2 separate regions of the Homo sapiens genome follow, and region 1 is linked to region 2. A link is a loop called in an ENCODE intact Hi-C map of the cell type or tissue named here. Cell type or tissue: dorsolateral prefrontal cortex. All regions are shown on one strand. Region 1 has its middle 3.4 kb from the start of LINC00575. Region 2 overlaps SCD5 (stearoyl-CoA desaturase 5).

Evidence for each region. Hi-C counts contacts between places; a loop is a spot of excess contacts. Peaks named below come from ENCODE experiments on the same cell type or tissue, not always from the same donor. Only the 100,000 strongest peaks of a DNase experiment are listed, where the experiment ranks them.
Region 1: it touches region 2 in a loop (2.5-fold over the local background); 1 of 110 quality-filtered maps calls a loop at or near these places.

What each region holds. Positions count from the first base shown.
Region 1 is chr4:82,623,578-82,626,077 of GRCh38, forward strand. No RefSeq gene overlaps it. Among named protein-coding and RNA genes, the nearest start is that of LINC00575, 3.4 kb to the left of the region's middle. In dorsolateral prefrontal cortex, no CTCF peak of the experiment used is centred here; no DNase peak of the experiment used is centred here; H3K27ac peaks cover 1,602 bases.
Region 2 is chr4:82,738,556-82,741,055 of GRCh38, forward strand. The region is part of intron 1 of SCD5 (stearoyl-CoA desaturase 5); the gene reads right to left. Among named protein-coding and RNA genes, the nearest start is that of MIR575, 14 kb to the right of the region's middle. RefSeq lists a silencer at 962-1,051. In dorsolateral prefrontal cortex, CTCF peaks have their summits at 947 (motif pointing left) and 1,149; a DNase peak (open chromatin) is centred at 926; H3K27ac peaks cover 2,410 bases.

The DNA.
Region 1 (2,500 bases), 110 kb before region 2:
TAGCAATGCTCATTTTAAGGACATCTTTTAGATAGAAATTTAAGAAACAAAACAATACAAAGCAAAACAAAAACAAAAAGTGATACTGTTTAGAACTATCTAGCCATCCAAATGGCATGCCATGAATATCTACCAGCTTCATGATTCTATGTCAATCTACAGCTGTTTACATAAAGAAAGGCTTTGACATGGGGCAGGTTAGCTGAGCATCCCTCGGCACAATGACCTTGAGCCTCTTCCCTGCTTTTCTTTTTCTTTTTTTTTTTTTTTGAGATGGAGTCTCACTCTGTTGCCCAGGCTGGAGTGCAGTGGCGCCATCTTGGCTCACTGCAACTTCTGCCTCCCAGTTCAAGTGATTCTCCATTCTCAGCCTCTCCGGTGGCTGGGATTACAGGCCCGCACCACCACACCCAGCTAATTTTTGTGTTTTTAGTAGATCCAGGGTTTCACCATGTTGGCCAGGCTGATCTCCAACTCCTGGCCTCAAGTGATCCACCCGCCTTGGCCTGCCAAAGTGCTGGGATTATAGGCATGGCCACTGTGCCTGGCCAGTTTTTTTTCTTTTATGGGATATAACGCTGGTATAGCTTCTGGCCATATCTTTTGCTTGGGTAAAGCAGAAGCTTGCATTTTCTAAGCTTGTTTGCTACTGATTCCCATAGTTTTTAATAGAAGAAGAGAACAAAGCAGTCACTGGTTCTAGTTCTTACATACATAGATGATGGAACAGAGGTTTCAATATTTTTCCTTTGGCTGTTTGTCTCCTAACAAGGTAACAATCCGAATATTCCTCTGTGGTGTAGAGGTAGGCCAAAGAATCAGGTAATGTATAAACAAAACTACGTCAAAAAGGCCTGTCCATTTCAGTGTCTTAAGACTGACCCAAGCCTCTGGCTTCAAATGGATTGAAAAGGTGGTGAAAAGGGCCATTGCTTAAAGATTTTCTACATAGAGGCAAAATCAAGATATTCACTGTTGGCTGGGCATGGTGGCTCACGTCTGTAATCCCAGCACCTTGGGAGGCTGAAGCGGGCGGATCACCTGAGGTCGGGAATTCGAGACCAGCCTGACCAACATGGAGAAACCCCATCTCTACTAAAAATACAAAATTAGCTGGGTGTGGTGGTGCATGCCTGCAACCCCAGCTACTCCAGAGCCTGAGGCAGGAGAATCGCTTGGACCCAGGAGACAGAGGTTGCGGTGAGCCGAGATTGTACCACTGCACTCCAGCCTGGGCAACAAGAGCGAAACTCCATCTCAAAAAAAAAGATATTCACTGTTAATTATTTGAAACCATCCAGGCCAAAATACCCACTTTGAGATCCTTTGTCCACTGGTTGGCCATGGTGCAGCTGTGTGCACATTCTAACACACTGACTCAAAGAGTTTGGATCCCATGTGTTGCAAATAGTTCAGTCTAGCAGGAGCTGTGGACAACAGTGCAGACAGATGTGCTCATTGGTTGGCACATCCGAAATAAGCACTTTATGATGCTAGAAATGAAAGTGCCCTTTAGTTCCGAGGAGGAAATAGAAGGCACTCAGTCAGCTCTGATCAAGCCATTCTTGGATTCATGGGCAGCAATTGCAGGGCCAGGAAGGAGCTGAAGTGAATCTTCCTTATCCCTCTGCCTCGGGTGTCAGAACCTGTTTACTGGAACTGGAAGATATTGCCTACATTGCCTGAGACAGGCCTTCCCTCCTCTTGCTTCTGATGTTGCAGAGTAGAAGTCAGGAACTTTTCAGAGAAGGAAACTGAATCCAGAAAGGCTGATGTTTCTCAAGGCCACAGAGCTGGCCGGTAGCAGAGCTGGGGACTTGAGGTGAACTTGAGTTGGCTCCACTGTCCCAGGCTGGCTCCATGAGTCTGCCATGACGCCTGTGGGACACATGCTGTCTTTGAGACATTGGAGATCCCAGTTAGCTTAGTTCATCTCCACCAATGCTCACATCATGTACTTTATAGGGAGCTCCCCCGACCCCACGCAGCAGCTTGGCCACACAGCTCAGAATAAGAACGCACCCTTACACACAGCTCCTGTGTTTTGCGATACATGTGCTGTGAGCACAGGCTTATGTGAAATCTGGTCATAAAACTACAAACACACCCTTGCTGTGGTGGGCCCAGTCATTTTGTCCACCCACAGCACAGGGGTTGCCAGCTCTGTCTCACAGTTGGTACCTCTAGAAGAAAGCAACTTCTGAGACTTCTGGCCGGGCATGGTGGTTCACACCTGTAATCCCAACATTTTGGGAGGCCAAGGCGGGCGGATCACCTGAGGTCAGGAGTTTTGAGACCAGCCTGGCCAACGTGGTGAAGCCCCATCTCTACCCCCAACAACAACAACAGAAATCCGGGCATCGTGGCATGCACCTGTAGTCCCAGCTACTGGGGAGGCTGAGGTGGGAGGATTGCTTGAACCCAGGAGGTGGAGGTTGCAGTGAGGGGAGGTTGCAATGAGCTGAGATTGCGCCACTGCACTCCAGCCTGGGTGACAGAG
Region 2 (2,500 bases):
AGACTAAAAGCCACTCACCCATTCCTTCCACCCTTCCATACCTACTCTTCACTCCTTCACCTTAGCCAACTCCTGGCCACAACTATGGTCTCTGGAGAGGATCCTGGTAGACCATAGAGAAGCTACACCCAACAGCTACATATCCAACTGGTGAGAGGGAACATTTCTCCACTGTAGTAGATACAACTACATAGCAGTTCCAAGTTATAGATGCCAAATGGCTCCCATTATTATTACAGTTGGCACTTGTTGAGTACTTAGGATACGCTGTGACCCTAAAAAGCACTGCCTATGTCTTATCTCATTTAATCTTCACCAACCCCATTTTACAGATGAGGCAAAATGGAGTTTAGAAATTTGGCCAAGATCACCCAGCTAGTAATAACAGAGGTGGGGACTGACACTACAACATATGGCCTCTCAGAGGATGGGCAAATGTTTTGATGATTTGTAGCAAACTGTAATTTTTTCCCCAAGTGTGCTATTTTTAAATATAATCACTAAAAAATAATAATCTTACCCCTACTAGTTGCGGGTTGACTGTGACTTTGGGGCCAAATGCAAAAAGCCTCAATCTGCGATTTCCCAGGCAAATAGCACTAAGTACCTGTTCTTGTCCTTGCTGATTCTTCTACATGCAAATCATTTCCCTCTCAACACTGGTAAGACATTTGTAGTCATGCCAGGGGAAGGCAGTGGGGATGTGAAAGGTGGAGGTCCTGGCCTGGAAGTGGAGAGGGCTCTATTTTAGCTCCATTTCCACCACAAACTCAACTCTCGGGATCATGGGTTCCTCACGAGCGAATGGAAACCAGTGGATGATACGGTTTCTAACATCCCCTCCAGCTTTAAATTTCCAGCAATTTATGAAGCCTGGTAATGCCCACGTACTGGTGCCAGCAGTGTGGGTGCAGCACCCCCTGCCGGTGGCCTCCCCGCACTGCCCTGGAGGGAGGTCGTGGCTGGTAGAGCCACACTCCGCCTGCTGGTTGTGTGCGGTGGTGGCCCAGGCCAGGGCACAGGCATTCACGCACACAAAACTCACCCCAACGATGCTCTGAAGTATCTATTGCCATGTGTGTGCTGAAAGAAATGCACTATGATTCAGATCGGCCAAGGCTTGGAAGAGGACAAGAGGATTACAGGGTAATTTAGGAAGCACGTAGAGTTAGACGCAGCTGGACAGGCTTCTGCTTAGCCATGCTGATCGTGAAAAGCCACGATGAAAACTTGATAATTTTTTTAGCACAGCATATTCTCTTAAAGAGAGGCATATATCTGTTCTCTGAAAGTAGAAAATAAATTCTTCCATGGACTTGATGTGTTTAAAATCTAAGGCGAGTGCAGGTCCCGACCCCTCTCCATCCCCACCGCTTGCTTATCTGCTTCAACAATCTGCAGCCTGAGCCTGCTCACCTGTGTCGGCTCAACACCAGCCCAGCCACTTCATGTCTCAGCAATCTGACCTGCCCTTCAAATATCACCAGCCTCCAATGCCATTCCTGCTGGGGGCATCTGATGGGAAACACAGGTCCTTTCAACTTAAACTCGAGATAAGCACACATAAAGCATCTACCCCCTAAGGACTTTAGCAATTATTTTTAAAATGAAAAACCTGAGCTTTGAATGTAGCGCCCAAAGTAGAGCGGAGACATGGAGGAAATAATCAACTTGATTCCCTCTTCTGTCATTCACCTCTTCCAGAAACCTGGAACCTGAAGGCGAGGTTGTTTTGCCAGCACCCAGCACCTCGCCTTGCTGTTGATCACCTTCCCTAGGAGCACAAAAGTCAGAGGGGAGAAAGGATGGGAGTGCAAGGTTTGTCCACTGGGGCAGGTGGACGGGGAGGATCTCAGGCTGGGTTTGGGTATTATGGAGCCAGTATCAGGCTAACATCTCATAGTGTGGCTTTAGCCAGGCCCCAAGGGGGAATCCAATCTATAGTGAAGTTCATTTTCACAATAAGCTTTGGAGGGTATCATTCATCCAACTCAGACAGACATATTGACTTACCGATAACTTCATTAATGAAAGCACCTGCCTGGCCTGGAACCCTATTCTCTAAACCAAGGACTCCCAGTTCCCAATGTGTGGTCTATCCCCTGCAGTGCTTTTCCAAGGTCCGCCACAGTTGGCTCTACTTTCTCTCCTCCCTCCTCTCAACTTCTGAATCTTTCTTTTCTCTTCCTTCTACCCTTCCAAATGTAAGCAAAATGTAAACCAATGTAGAGATAACTTTTAATTCTTCCCCTAATCCTTTACCCCAAATCTGCTCAGAAAAAGTCTAGAACCAGAACTGACAGAGGCAGAATTCTGTGTTAGAAACTATAGGGGAGGGTGAAAGACTAAGACTAAGGTGGAGTCTCTTTTCCCAATTCTTTTTTTTTTTTTTCTTTTGAGACAGGGTCTCGCTCTGTCACCCAGGCTGGAGTGCAGTGGTGCAATCACAGCTCACTGCAGCCTCTGCCTTCTAGGCCCCAGGCCCAAGTGATCCTCCCAC